2 separate regions of the Mus musculus genome follow, and region 2 is linked to region 1. A link is a loop called in an ENCODE intact Hi-C map of the cell type or tissue named here. Cell type or tissue: heart. All regions are shown on one strand. Links, peaks and the distances in the headings refer to the core of each region. The heading gives the core; the rest is flanking DNA. Region 1 holds the start of Arap2 (ArfGAP with RhoGAP domain, ankyrin repeat and PH domain 2). Region 2 overlaps Arap2 (ArfGAP with RhoGAP domain, ankyrin repeat and PH domain 2).

Region 1 (10,344 bases), core at 2,194-7,193:
GACTGGCTTACAGCTTCAGAGATTCAATCTAATACCATCACAACAGGAGCATGGCAACATTTAGGTAGACATGGTGCAGGAGGAGCTGAGAGTTCTACATTTTCATCTGAAGGTCACTAGAAGTCTGACTGTCACAAGGTTAGGAGGAAGGTCTCATTGCCCACTCTCACAGTGACTCCTTCCTTCAACAAGGCCATGCCTACTCCAACAAGGCCATACCTGCTAATAGTGCCACTCCCTGGGCCAAGCATATTTAAATTACCACACCATATCACAGGCTTTTCAATCCCATCTTCCTTGTTTGGAGGCTGTACATTTTTAGCTGAGGTAACTTTCAGTTTCTACAAGTATTAAAAAGGTGATAATGGCAGAACCTTATCCTCAGCACAACTGAGAGGGCTAAAAATGCAAATATATCAAAATACATGGTTCAAAAACCAGAAATATAATTTGTTTTTCCCTCAGTCAATTAACCTGATCACTTCCAAGGCTCAAGGGGGCAAGTATAGCCAAAATATCATCAGTCAGTTATAGTTAGGATGCAGACAGAAGTTGCTATAGTTTGTATCTGAAATGTCCCACACAGACTCATACGTTGACAGCAACTAGAAGGCCAGTGTTGGCGGGTGGAAACTTGGGTCATAGTCTTAATCACAGTAGTAAAAAAACAGATAAGAACTGTTAGTATTTTAGTGTATTTTTCAGAGTGGCCCTGAACTGCTAGAAGGTATGGAATGAAACAATCTATGTGCAGAAGAGCAATACTGCATCAACATTCTTCTACATGGAATTTAAAGATTCCATATATAACTACTGAGAATGGAGTGCCTGCTGAGTCTGAATCACTTGTGAACAAAAGCAAGTTGAGAAAGAAAGGGTTTGTCTTACACCATCTGACCAGAGTCAGGCATTGAGGGAAGCTGAGGCAGGAGTTAAAGCAGAGACCCTGCTTGCTGGCATGTTTCCCACAGTGTGCTCCATTTGCTTTCTTATATAATCCAGGATCATGTGCCAGCATGGCACCTCCTAAAGCAGGCTGGGCTTCCCACATCAGTCTATAAAGAAAACGTGCCACAGGCCTGCCCATGGGACAAGCAGAGGATTGGCCTTTTCCCCCGGATGACTTCAGCTTGTGTCAAATGGAACAAACACACAGACAGGCATACAAATAAAGTCCTCAACCAGCAGAGACCCCATTCTGAAGCAGAGGGAGAGAGGGAGGGAGGGAGGGAGGGAGGGAGGGAGGGAGGGAGGGAGAGAGGGAGGGAGGAAGGAGAGAGAGAAAGAGAGAGAGAGAGAGAGAGAGAGAGAGAGAGAGAGAGAGACTCGCAGAAGTGTATTGAAGAACCATGGCTATCAGAGAGGTTAGGAGATAAGAAAAGTTGGTGAGATGCTAATCAAAAGATATAAAAGTTGAGTTAGATAAAATGAACAAATAGATTCAGTGTACATAATTGAACTCTATACCAGTTTATAATAGCGGCACACCAAGGGATGTGGTTATGGAAGAGGTGAGAACACAAGAAGATTTATATTTAGTTCTCTGGTTCAATTTTCATGTCAAATTGCATGTTCAATAATATCAATTCATAAAATGTGAGTCAAAAGTGCAATATTCGTAAATTAATATATTATTATGCTTATTTACACCTATGCATTAAACATTGTGAAATATTTGCCTGCTGCACCCACAACTTTACATTATATATACATATATATGTGTGTGTGTGTCTGTGTGTGTGTCTGTGTATTTTACTAAGTTACATTTCCAACACTACATTTTCCATCTGGCAAAATAATATTGGGTATTTTCTATAAAATGAGTGATTAGGTTTTATGTGTAAGCAATTCTGGCTACCAGATATTTTCAAAGCATTGAGAAGAAAGTGAAACATGAACTTAGTTCTTTGAGAATCATGGGCAGAAAAAAAAAGCGATAGAAATAAGTGCTCTGAGGAGTTGCTAATTCCTAGGTGCCTTACATGCAAAATCACACTGCTGCTGCGAACATTATTTTTACAGATGGAGAAACCAGGGCCAAATGTCAATATATGTACTCAAATGAGTGTGCTCAAACCGTCTCAGCCCACGGAGCATGTTGAGCTCCATTTTGAATGTGGCCTTTTCAGGCTCAGCATCAGGGTGGTGGTCACCAGAGACAATCCCTGGAGAAGACTGGCTTGGAGCTATCTGTCCTTATGCTCCTACATGATGGTGTAAGTCACTCCCATCCCGTTTTCTTTAGGTTTCTTATCTGTGGAGAACACTGCTATCGATTCTCTTTTCAAAGAGCTGCTGGTTGTCTCACCATGAGCTCCTACATGTGAATTGCTTGGAGCAGCAGCTGTCCTGTAAGTAGTCAGTGGATGTTGGTACTGTGATGGCGTTAGAAAAACAGGAGAGACCGAGAAAGAGAGAAGAGAGCTGGGATGGAGGGGGTTTCTATGCATCACCTCTTTCATGCCAGTGCATTATGGGTACATAGGGATGAGAGCAACAAAGGCAGAAGAGCCGGTTAAGTTGTTCCATTTGCTCTGCTATCTAAAAATCTAGGAACTAGGGGTAGGGGCAGGTCACCTTGGAGTAATTCCAGCCTTGATGGGAAAATAGTGAGTACAGATTGCCACTCCAGAAGCCTGGCAGAGGACGTATCTCCATATCTTAATTCTTATAGAAAGTCAATTTCTTTGTCCACTTTGTCCTCTTAATGCGTCACTTAAATAATTTATGCTGTACTAATACAGCTTAGATGTGCTCAATTTATCTGCTCTTCACTACTGAGCCTCTTTCATCTTCAATTAAACCCGCATTTATAAAACTGGAAGAATTATTTCAGCTCAGAGTTGTGGCATACCTATAAAATATGTATCAGTTGTTTGGCTAGAGACTGGTGATTAACAAGCAATTAATAAAAGGTAGCTTTTACCATCTTTCCCGAGCTATCTCCTCACCCCACCCCTCCAAACCCGCATATGAAGATTCAGCAGACCAACTTAGCACTCAGGAGTGGTGTATGCAGTCTGTAGTGGAGAGGCATTTTGCCTACTACAATGGCTATTAAATCACACGTCTACCCGGCAGCACCATAGTCTGTCCCCTGGGAGAGATGGCATCTAGAGATTGTTTTGTAGTTGTTTACCGTGTATCTTCAGAGTTGCATGCTCAAATTATCCAACATTAAAAAAAAAATTGAAAATCTCGGATAACTGAACGGCATGATTAAGGAACTAAGATGGTCTAAGGACACACGTCCAAACTATCTTATAAAAGCAACTGTGAAAAGTAACATGTTAAAGGTTGCCCCCCCCCCCCCCCCCCCCCGCGAGACACCATAACTGATGTAAGAATACTTGTATATTTGATGGCCTGACTTGTTCCGAGAAGGATTTAAGAAGGCTAATGAAGATTGGGGGTGTGGAGGTGGTGGTGGGAATATATGAGCGCTGTTAGGAGAGAAAGAAAAAGAAACCGGGAGCAAAGGGGGAAGATGAGTCCGGGAAAGAGCAACTCACAGAAAATTTGTAATAAATGGCGTGGAAAGTAAAACTAAAAGCAAAATAAATTAATAAATTAAAAATAAAGAAATAAAAAGAAAGAAACAAAGATTAAACAAAAGAAAAATAACACAGACAAAAAGAATTCTGCAAGTCTTTTGGGAGAAAATGAAGGCAATTTGCCCAGGGCCTTCTTGTGAAACCTTCTGTGTAAAGGATGCTGCAGCTCAAGCCCCTCTTTACCCCCGGAAAGATGGTGGTTTTGGATGGCAGTTGGTGATGTGGACTCGTGAAGGCCTGAGCTCCTGGGAAGCCTCTCACCCTGTGAGCTTCACCCATTAGCTTATTTTCATAATAAGGTCCGCATCACTGTAATTGCTTCACTTTCGTCAACAGATACAGCAGGAAGATAAGTAAGTACTTTCATGTTTTGAGGGAGAAACTCAGGTAGGTAATCTATTAAAAACAAACAACAAACTCAAAACAGGAGTATGAAGCAGGTCAGCAAGGATCCTGCTTGTTCTCAGGTAGGTTTCTGGGATTCTCTCTCTCTCTCTCTTTTTGTTTTTCTCATTGTATCACCAAGATCATTTAAGGACTGATTCAAAGACAGAAAGGCCTTCCAGACTCAAACAACCCCCAGGTTTGAGACCTAGTTTCCCAGAGATAAGTGTTCCTCAGGCCATTGGGTGTTATGCTCCTCCTCCTGAGATTCATCTAAAAAAAGGGATCTTAGAATTTGGTCGTAGCGGTGACTGGGGAGAATCCGACTTTGGGTTTGGTGGATATACTTATTCCTGGAACCTAGGCAAAAGGGTGTCCTAGATGTGTGTGAAGTTTGGGAAACACTGAGGCTACAGGGAAAGTTCTGGGTAGTGTAGCGCTTCTGCATTCAGAGGCGGCAGGATCCACCCCACTGGCCACCCGCCCAGGTCAGCGCACACAGTCCCAGCAACGTGTATCTGTAACCCAGCGAGGGTCTCAGCGGGAGGGTGGCAGGGCCAATCCCCCGCCCCGGGGGGACGCGCCCTTCCAGGGTCGCCACTGGGCAGACGCGCTCCAGGTGGCCTGGGCGGCAGGCGCGGCCGAGCGGCAGGCGGGCTGACTCAGCTGCGCAACAATGCTGCCGAACCGGGACGGCCTGCCCCGCCGCCCCCGCCGTTGAGCTCGGGCCGCCCCCGCCGGCCGCGGATCCCCGCCCCCGGGGCTCGGGAGGAAGCAGCCGGGCGCGGCGCCGAGCACCTGGGCGGCCCGGGCAGGCGCGGCTTCCGGGGCTGCGCGCTCGCCCGCGGAGCCCAGCCGCGCTCCCGCCTCCAGGTGCGGCGCGGGGTCCGCCCGCTCGCCGCCGGGGACAGCGCCCCACGGGGACGAGCCGGCGCTGCGCTGCCGGGGCTCGCGGGCCGCGCGCGAGCGAGGCGAGTCCCCGGGGTGCGCTGGCCGCGGTCCGGTCCCGGGTGCGAGAACGCAGCGCTTCGGGACGCGTGGAGTGCTCGGGCGGCTCTGGATTGTGTCGCTCGGATTGCGCGTCCCGCGAGTGGGCGTCGGAAGAGAAACCAAAGGCGGTAAGTGATTAGAAAGCTGCGCTTGCTTCTGGGATTTGACCCGCACGATTGACAGTCCAGTCAATCAGACTGTCTCATCCCCCTCTGCCCCCGACCAAAAACTGCCTGGGCAAGTTCCAGGCGCTGAGTTCTTTTCTCGGTGGAGGTAATGACTTGGGGCTCTGTGCTCCCCCCTGCACCCCCCACACCCTTCTGGTTACACACTTAAGGGCAGCCCTGTTAATTAACTTTAATTACAATCATTCGGCCTCCACCTGCTTGAACCTAGCACTGTACCAGGGGACCTCTCTGGAGTGCGGTTACCAGGCAGCTCTTTCACCTTTAGTGTGGGAAGCAGTTCTCATGGGAGAATTGGTGTCCATCTATTAATTGAAGTAAGTTTTTATTTTACTTCATTCTGATGTTTTCTTTAGTCTTGGTTTTCTTGGTGGCGATCTGGAGTTTCTTTGACTTGGAAGGTTTGTGAAATTATATTGTGAACAATAGCCTTTGATATTTAGAAAAAAATACAAGAAGTGATAAGATACGCTGTGTGGAAAACTGTCTCAGGCTCTTGTAAGTTAGATGAGAGATACCAAGTTTGTCCTTGAAGTATAGGACACTTAGTAGCACATAAGTTTATTTTTTTTTTTAAGTATTGGAATACGCTATTTTTAAAAGTACATTTAATCGGATGTCATTGTTATTCCCAATAATAGCTTTGTACTTACAAGCCCAGTATCGATTCTCTTCACTTAAGCTTTGTGCACCAGAAGTGTATGGAGCATTGCCTGTAAGTGGAAGGTGGCTATGGATGAGGTAACTTTTTTAAAGGCAAGGAATAACGACAAGATTTTTATTCATGACTTTTATACACTTACAAGAGAAATATGGAAGGCAAAGGCACTTGGTATTCCACTGTTTAACAATGTTTAATAGAGAGAAAATAAAAGTGGGTCGTGCAAGTAGGCTATATCCTAAAATGGAAATATCCCCTGGCTCCTGTCCAAGGAGAGATTGAACACATATTTAAGGTGGGTCTTCACACTAAGAGGGTTTTATATAGACTTGATGTGTCGCAGCCATTTTTTTTTTTAAAAAATGTACCTAGATAGTAAGTCAAAAAGCTTGTTAAAGCTAATTTATATGTGTCTGCTGTTTTGTATTCTTTCCTTCCACTCCTCGGCCTGTCACATGCAGTTTTTTTTTTTTTTTTTTTTTTTTGAGGGGGGAGTTGCTTGTGAAAAGAGTAGCTGAGGGTCCGCTTAGAAACAAATTCTTGTTTTCCTGACATCTCAGGTTCCCAGTTGTGAGGCTCATGGGCACTCAATGAATGCTTTTCAGATTGAAGTACTTTTAGTTACCATGGTTAAATAGAACTCAAGTTCTACTGGATTACAGTTTTTGTGTCTCACATTAGCGTTTGGAAACTGAAGTTTTAAAAACTTGCTTCTGAGGATTCTCCAGGTCCTAGAAGGAGACTTTGCTTTCTGTTTTGTTACTTCCTAACACATTAACTTGCAGCTGAAGAACTCCGTGTGGTGAACTTGACCATAAAATTCAAAGTATGAACGACAGCCGCAGCTTTAATAGTTTCTGTTGTCATGTGCTCCACCCTCTCTTCAGTCTTCTGTTTTGGAGCCACTTACTGGTCTTTTGCACATGCTAAGTTGTGGAGTGTTTCTGATTCTTTGTAAAAGGCTAATCAGGCGATGTCTTCTTATTGGTCCTGGAAATATGTGTTAACTTTTACCCAAACACATTGAATACAAACATAGTGGATGCCTCCTTAAGTCATTTCTACATTAGAGTTTACTATTTTACATTTTAAAAACATTGGTCACAGTGTGGATATATGGCTATATTTCTACCAAGCCTAATGACGTGAGTTTGATCCCCAAGACCCAGAGCCTCATGGTGGGAAGAGACAACTGACTCTAGCAAGTTGACCTCTGACCTCCATGCAAATGCTGTGTCACTCCCATACATGCACATACACATGTACACACATAGAAACAATGCATTAACATATGTAAAATATGTCACCCGAATTGAATATATAATATTAGGAAGGTCATTTGGCTCACATTTTTTCCCTTGATTGGAATAGCAGTGGTATTCTCTTTTAATTATTCTGCGTAGAAATTTTCTTCAAGTTTTTACTCAGCATAAGCAGACTTCTCTACTGATGCTCAAGTGAGAACAAATGTGTTCTGCTATGGATGAGGTGGGGATTTTGTTGAAAGCTATTTCTGTGAGGTAGAGAGAATTATTTTCTGACTTTTATGTGTATCTAGGGGTGGATCGTTGCGGGAAGAAATGGCTCATCATTCCTGAAGGTTCTCAAAAAAAAAAAAAAAAAAAACCAAAACAGAAAACAAACAGTAAAACACCACAGGTTATGCTGTGTGGCCGAGCATGCAGAGAGAAAGGCTTGGTCTGTCCAACAGCAAGGAAAACTGATCATTTCCCTGGTTAACAGATGACTTGGAAGACTGGGGGTAGAGATGGTCAGGACTGTGGAGAGAGTTTCACTTCATTCACAAGAAGTGTGGACTCTTCACTTTCCAGGTCTTCAGCTGACTTCAGCTGCCATTCTGACATCAGGACTTGTTGACCTCTGGATCCCTCCCACCTGCTCCGCCTTCTCTCTGTGGCCTGATATTTATCTGCTCTCCCTGTGCCTCCTTCATGGCCTTTGATCTCCTTTCAGGTGTTGGTGTCTCCACCTGTGGCCTTTCTTCTTGAAACCCTGTTGAGTAGCTCCCTTCCTCTGACCTCAGCCCTTGGAAAGACCTGACTTGCTGCAGTCCTTAGTTGTATTACTTAAGTTGATGGGAGACTTCTAGAGTCCCTGATCACTTCTAAAGGATGGTGTCACATGTGTGTGATTGAAATAAAGCATTACACTGCAAACCCTGTAACTATTAAGGGCACAAAGCTGAGTCTTCATGTTGTTTCAGAGTAAGTGCTATTTTGCATACTTTCTGTTCTTCTGAGAATGTTGTCCTGTCTCCCAAGCCCTTCCTTGCTTGGACTGGGCTGTTTGTCTCAGGGCTGGTTGTTTATACCCACACCAGTGCCTTTGCTTATTGTCAGGCCTAAGCCTGCTCTTTTTTTAACCTACTGGAGGGAGGACACTGACCCTTTACTTTGTAGCCCTCGATGCTGTTCTCAAGTGAGATAAGAAGTACTGTTATCTTGAACTGAAAATGTTTCCCGCTATTATCTTGGAGAGAGCAGTGTCCCCTAAATATTTATTGAAGGATGTAAACAAAGAGACATATAACTTCAGAGACAGTTGAAGTACTTGTCTTCCCGTAAGAACAAGAGACTTTAAGAATCACAGAATCAAGAGGAAGCTCTTGAATTCAGTTGGAAAAGAGGTCAGGGTGCTATTTATAAATGCAGAGAGGAAACATTCACAGTAGGCTATTTTGAAACATCTGGTTGTTGGTCTAAAAATGTGGCTCTTAAATTCAGAGACATGGTGAATAGATATTTGTACTGCAACGTTGAGATGTAATGCACACACACACACACACACAAGTGTGTCTGTCATAACTCTACATGTCAAGTTCTTTGTCCTGCACTGTAGTAGTATTTCAGTTTTTGTCTGGATTAATTGGATGTTAAAGCTGTGCTCACTATATCACAAAATGGAACAGAGAAAAGAAGAGCGTATGCCTGTTTGCGTCTCAGTGCAAGATTTTGAAAGGATTGGGCTCAGCTACAGATATGCTATAGACTATAGTTAGGGCTAGAAAAGGGCCCGTTCCTAACAGAAGAGATGCAGGTATTGAAGCACATGGGTCGGCATTGAACACAGTGGTGCAAGTTTCAGTTTGACATTCCTTGTGGAAACCCTTCAAAGGGCCTGTGAATATCTAGTCATCTCACCCTCCAAAGAGCCTAGAGTTGTGTCCACCATAACATCTTTCTTTGGTTGCTCTCAAATTATGGCTTTACTTGGCAGATCTCTCCATTAGAATTTGAAAGAATTTTCTTTTTTTTTAATTAGGTATTTTCCTCGTTTACATTTTCAATGCTATCCCAAAAGTCCCCCATACCCACCCCCCCAATCCACCACCCACCCACTCACCCCCCCCCCCCCCCTTTTGGCCTTGGCGTTCTCCTGTACTGGGGCATATAAAGTTTGCAAGTCCAAAGGGCCTCTCTTTCCAATGATGGCCGACTAGGCCATCTTTTGATACATATGCAGCTAGAGACAAGAGCTCCTGGGTACTGGTTAGTTTATATTGTTGTTCCACCTATAGGGTTGCAGTTCCCTTTAGCTCCTTGGGTACTTTCTTTAGCACCTCCATTGGGGGCCATGTGACCCATCCAATAGCTGACTGTGAGCATCCACTTCTGTGTTTGCTAGGCCCCGGCATGGCATAGTCTCACAAGAGACAGCTATATCAGGGTCCTTTGAAAGAATTTTCAAACCTCAGCTAATTAACTCCAAGTGTAAACGGGAACTTTGAGAGACGTGCTGTGGTCAAGGGGATTATCAGGCACTGAACTCTTATGCTATTATCTAAAACACACAAATACAGGCACTGGACATGACACTCTATAGTCACTCCTCATACCAAGAAAAGGAGTTGCTATCCTGGCATTGACAGGCACACTGAACTCTAGATTGCAGAGTTGTGCTTTTTTTTTTTCTGATTGCACAATAAGTAAAAAATGTCTCAGAATAATCTTTTCCCTTCCGCCCCAAAGCCAAATGATTTTGCTTAGGATTCGGCTATTTTAAGATCAAGTTTCACTTATTTTGCATCTAGCAGCTAATGGCTGAATATTTGCTCTTTGCCAGAAACCCCTCAAAGGGCTGTGACTGTTTAATCATCTCACCCTCCAAAGAACCAGGAATTGCGTGCATGAGTGCATGATTATCTTCCCTCTGGTGACAGTGCTGAGGCTGGGGAGGGAAAGGCATCCTGGAAGGCCACAAAGGTTGTGTGCAGCAGAGCTGGCAGCTTTGGTAATCATTGTGGTCTGTGTCCCAGGTCTAAAGTCTTCCAGTCTCCAAACACTAATTATGTATCTGTCTCACTAGTTTAATAAAGCTCTGCTTAGCTTGCTGCTGTGTTAAGTGGTTTGTGGGCTTATTAGAAAAATAATTTACGGTCCTCTTTTAAGAAGGTGACGTTACTGTGCAGGCCAAAGAATAGCACTCAAGCCCAGTACATCCATATCATATGACATAATTAAGTGTAATATTGATTATAACAGATTAGTTAATAATAGCCAGCACTAATCATATGCTTGCAGTTCAAGACAGGTCATTTTATATGTGTCTT
Region 2 (5,000 bases), core at 1-5,000, 52 kb after region 1:
AGAACAAGATTGGATATGAGCCCGGTTGGATGTTTTCTTTTTCTTTCTTGTCTTTCTGTTAGGTTTTAAAAGGACTAAGCTTAGTCATATTACTTGTTCATTCATCCTTTTGGGCATGGTGTCGGGGGTAGAGGGAGCGAGAGAATGAGAACCTATTTGGGTCTTAGTGTTCATAGTTGATCATAAATAGAATATGAATCATTTCTGGACTTTGTCCCTGTAAAAGAGTAAGGTGCATTGTGGGATGTTGGCATTAAGAAAGTCAACAAATATATAAAGAGATTGCATTAACGGCTACAGGGAAACTAGAGGCACTTTTCCAGGAAAACTCTGGTTGGATATGTACTAGTTTGTCAGGGAAGGAATTTGTCTGTAGGTGTCTTAGGGATAATACTTAAAGTTAGTAAGGGAAGAAAGGGGAGGTTAGGAATGGATTTAAGGTCTCTATTCTACCCCTAGATATTGATCTTATTTTATATCTTAAAGTTGAAAATTACATGTTTTATTAAGCTCTTAGGTTCAGTTTCAATGGAAGTGAGGTGTGGCTCTGCACAGACCTCTGGCTTTCCCTAGTTGCTGTTGGGACCCTGGAGGAAGAAGCACATTTGTTTGCCTTGGAAGAACTGGAGAGAGAGAAGAAGACACTAGGTGGAGAGTGGATAGGTGCATACAGTATATAACTAACAAGGAGTGTGTGCATACTGAAGAGTGCCTTTCCTTCAACCTGCCAGTGCTGGGGATGTGGGAGTCCTTGGATTGTTGGAAGTGAAAAGTCAGCTCTGACTATGGAAAGCATTGCTGGGAGAAGAGATAGGAGAAGCCAAGAGAGGTGAGGAAGGAGCCGATGAGGGGGATCAGATGGAAGGAGGCTGTTGACTAGTGTGGTTAGATGAGGTTAGGGCCCAGAGTGTTCTTTATCATTAATTTAATATTTGTATATGAAATTGTTGTATGTGCTAGGGAACTTCATTTCTTTCCCTGTTTTGTCATTAGAGCTGGTTGGCTCTACGGATGCATATGTTTGTTAATGATTAGTGTGGGAATCTTTCTGTATTTTACACAAGTAATAGACCTTTGGCTGGAAAGCAGTGAGAAAAAACTCCCCCAGGGCCAGAACATTCTTTTTCTATCTTTAACTGTCACGAAAGCCACAGGAAATGATACTAAGTCTTTAAATGTGTTTTAAAACTGCAAGAGAGAGGGAGAGAGAAATGCTTAGTGGTGACTGGTTTTACTTTTTTCAATAGGAAGTTAGTGTTTGGTATCTATTAAAAGCAGAGGTTATCGTGGTGGCATCAGCCCAGGCTGACTGTATATAGAGAAGACAGTTCTCAGACTAGGGACTGTTGAATGCATGTTTGTTGGGAGGAGTTGGGGAAGAAACTTAAACAAAACGGAAACCACATGTGTGCACAAAAGCCCCTTCAGCAGTCCACTGTAAACTCAGCAAAACGATCTTTTTAAAAGTCTAAATATCAAAATGGGATTATCTTATTTTTCCCTTGATTTTATTTGGTGTCAGAATTTTAAACTGCATTTGCCTTTTATATGATCCTATTTCAACAGTATGCTGTTTAAAGAGATTATAAATACTCTGTAGTTTGACAAGGATTTTTCAACATCTTTAACTTGAAATACATTATTGATATGTATAAATTCAATTAACAAGACCACATTAGCTTAGCAACATAGCGTTCACTCACCAATGATCAAAGTAAAATAAGATCTGAGCCGGAGCTTAATGAGGGATGAGAGCATCATGTCATGCGCCCCTTGAAGGATTATCTTCTTGGTGGACCATGGGTTCAGTGGTGGAGGGGGTGCCCTCGTTTTGTTGTGCAGGGACCCTCACAGCTGCATGTGAAGGCAACGTCGACATTATATTATTTTGCAGATACCTACATTATCTAACCAGAATGTGCTACTATACACAGTCTCACAGTGCAATAATGAGAAATGTAGACCTGAAAGTTGTTACAGCCTCTTGTTACCTCTATTGTCTAAGAGAACAATGAAATGTACTCAACATAGGGACATTACAGACACATTTGAATTCGTGTCATGGAATGTAAAATAATGCTTTTCATGTATTTTACAGAAAACGCATGTTTCAGAAGAGATGGGTGAAATTTGATGGCCTTAGCATTTCTTACTACAATAATGACAGAGTAAGTACTGGCATCAAAGATTATTTTACATACACTAAGTGTGCGGAAAACAAGGGAATAGTTGAACACTTTTAAGAGTAGAAAATAATATATTATCAACATGAAAAGCAAGGGAATATGACGTAATCACTCTCCATGATTTAATTTCATAGAATGTATGGCTAATTTTTATTTTTAGTGTATACATCTTTTTTTTTAAAATTTTTAATTTTTTTTTTTTTGGTTTTTCGAGACAGGGTTTTTCTGAATAACCTTGGCTGTCCTAGAACTCACTTTCTAGACCAGGCTGGCCTCAAACTCAGAAATCCACCTGCCTCTACCTCCCAAGTGCTGGGATTAAAGGCCACCACTGCCCAGCAAGTGTATACATCTAATAGTTATTTTTAGAGCATCTTCTACAAATTATAGGAAAGGTTGTGAGCTATGTAAAGATGAATACAAAGTTTCCTTCATCCCTCAGAGCACCAAGATGTATACAAACCACACCATAAATAGAAAATTGAAAAGCAAGTAGGGGTTTGCCTCATCCTCTGGGAGTGAGAAGGGTTTGAATGGAATTCTATTGCTATGAGTTTGGAAGAAAAGAGGTTTGTACATGAAGAAATGTTGGAGAATAATAATTATTTATAGAAAGAATATGAAAGAAGCTTACATGAGAAAGTTTTGGCCATTTGCTACAAAACATATAGTGTTTTCTGGTTGTGTTGGGAATGAGCTTTGTGCAAGGGAGATGGGGGAGATGATGCTGTGTGGTTAGAGCCTACTGAACGTCCTGCATGTTGGTGAGAGTAGCTGAGTTGGGCAGAGTTCTGGGAATGTCTTCTTAAGCTTTGAAAATGTCCTTCTTTTTAGGAGATATAGGCTGAAATATTTGTCGGGATTGTGTTATTATAACTGAAAGCAGTAAAAAATAGTATTGCCTGTGTATACATTTTATTTGCCAATATATACATGTGTTTGTATTCATGTCTAATTAAATATAATAAATTCTGTATTTTATACAGTGGCATGATGAGTCCTCTGAATCCTAGCTTGTGTGTTATTGTGGATGAAGCCATTAGAAATATGTAAAAGTCCCACCTGTACTGAACCCGTACATCTATTTTTTTCTTATTCTTTAAATTAGATATTAAAGCAACTGTTTACATAGCATGACCATATATAAGATATTATAAGTAATCTGGAGGTGAATAAGCATTCATTAGGATATGTATAGGTTATATGGAGGTACAATATCATAGTTAAGGGCTTGAGCATTTGTGGGTCCTGGTGTCTGATGAGTTTCTGGACTGAATGTCTCTCAGATACTGAGCGATAGTGTTATCAAGTGTTAAATTTTGAAGTTACATAGGTAATTATTGTACTAACTTTTTGCCGTATGTTTGGTAATTTCCTCAGTGAACAGGTGAAACTGATAAATATACCATCCTTTAGTTAATTAAAATGAGATACTTTTCATCCTAATTATATTTTATATTTGAAGTTTTAATTTTAAGACAACCATATTCTTTTACTTATATATTCCAATTCAACATTGTATTCTCAGAAGTTGATACTGCATTATATTTGTGGCTTGCTTGTTTTTGGTTTGAAAAGAGATGTGTCTACTCCTGGAAGGCAAAAGAGTTTATATACTTACAGACAGAAAATAGCACAGGCAGTAACAAACTCTTGCAACCCTCGTGAGAACTGTAGAAGGCTTCAGGTTGGATTCATTTATACAGTGACCTAGATAGAGTAACACATTGGTTTAAACCAACATCCTCTTGGCTTGCAAAGTGGTGGGATGAATATTTGTAATCATTACTTGCTTGACAGCTATTTCTAGTTTGTTTGTATATCTTACCTTCATGGTATATCACATATGTGTCCATGATACCACTGGGAATTCTGTGTCCTGAGTCCCGAGGATAGCATTTTTGTTATTGGTTTTCTCTTTTATTGTATTTTTCATAAAATATATGATTCTTGTCTTTTGCCTCTTTTTCAACTTTTCCAAGATCCTTCCCACCTCCCTGTCTACTTAACTGTAAGTGTATACTCTCTGTACTGGGTAGTTTTATGTCAAATTGACACCGGCTCAAGTTATCACAGAGAAAGGAGTTTCAGTTGGGGAAATGCCTCAACGAGACCCAGCTGCAAGTTATTTTCTCAATTAGTGATCAAGCAGGGTGGTGCCATCTCTGGGCTGGTAGTCTTGGTTCTATAAGAGAGCAGGCTGAGCAAGCCAGGGGAAGCAAGCCAGTAAGTAACATCCCTCCATGGCCTCTGCATCGGCTCCTGCTTCCTGACCTGCTTGAGCTCCAGTCCTGACTTCCTTTGGTGATCAACAGCAATGTAGAAGTGTAAGCTGAATAAACCCTTTCCTCCCCAACTGCTTCTTGGTCATGAAGTTTGTGCAGGAATAGAAACCCTGACTAAGACACTCTCTGTTTGAAGAAAAATTAAAATGAACAAAGAACCAAGTAGTGAGAAGCAATGACAGAAACAAAAACCTATGAAGAAAATGGCTTCGCGGTTCAGGATTAGGTTCATAACCAGAGTGACCTGGGAGAAACTAACTGCTACTGTCCCACAATGTCTGGTCTTCTTGTTGGTTTTACTGGAGTGCAGAGAAAGTGTATTTAGGAGTGGGGGGGCTTTCTTGTCTTGTCATTGTGTTGGTGCAGTTTTTCGGTACTCCAACTTAAGGAGGGATTTCTGCTATGTGTCCAAGCAGACTGGATTTTCTCTCCATCATCTCAGAGCCCATCATACTTGCACTGTAGTGAGCCTAGTGTCACTTCTGACGTTTCTGCAACAAAAATTATTGTTAAACGTTTATAATCATGT

Evidence for each region. Hi-C counts contacts between places; a loop is a spot of excess contacts. Peaks named below come from ENCODE experiments on the same cell type or tissue, not always from the same donor. Only the 100,000 strongest peaks of a DNase experiment are listed, where the experiment ranks them.
Region 2: it touches region 1 in a loop (1.8-fold over the local background); 3 of 42 quality-filtered maps call a loop at or near these places.

Annotation. Positions count from the first base shown.
Region 1 is chr5:62,760,606-62,770,949 of GRCm38, reverse strand. It overlaps Arap2 (ArfGAP with RhoGAP domain, ankyrin repeat and PH domain 2), which reads left to right and starts at 4,773. Exons shown (of 33, transcript NM_178407.3): 1 at 4,773-5,056. In heart, for the core only: no CTCF peak of the experiment used is centred there; a DNase peak (open chromatin) is centred at 4,689; H3K4me3 peaks cover 1,962 bases; H3K27ac peaks cover 1,053 bases.
Region 2 is chr5:62,711,901-62,716,900 of GRCm38, reverse strand. Arap2 (ArfGAP with RhoGAP domain, ankyrin repeat and PH domain 2) reads left to right here. Exons shown (of 33, transcript NM_178407.3): 7 at 2,099-2,168. Among named protein-coding and RNA genes, the nearest start is that of Arap2, 52 kb to the left of the region's middle. In heart, for the core only: no CTCF peak of the experiment used is centred there; no DNase peak of the experiment used is centred there.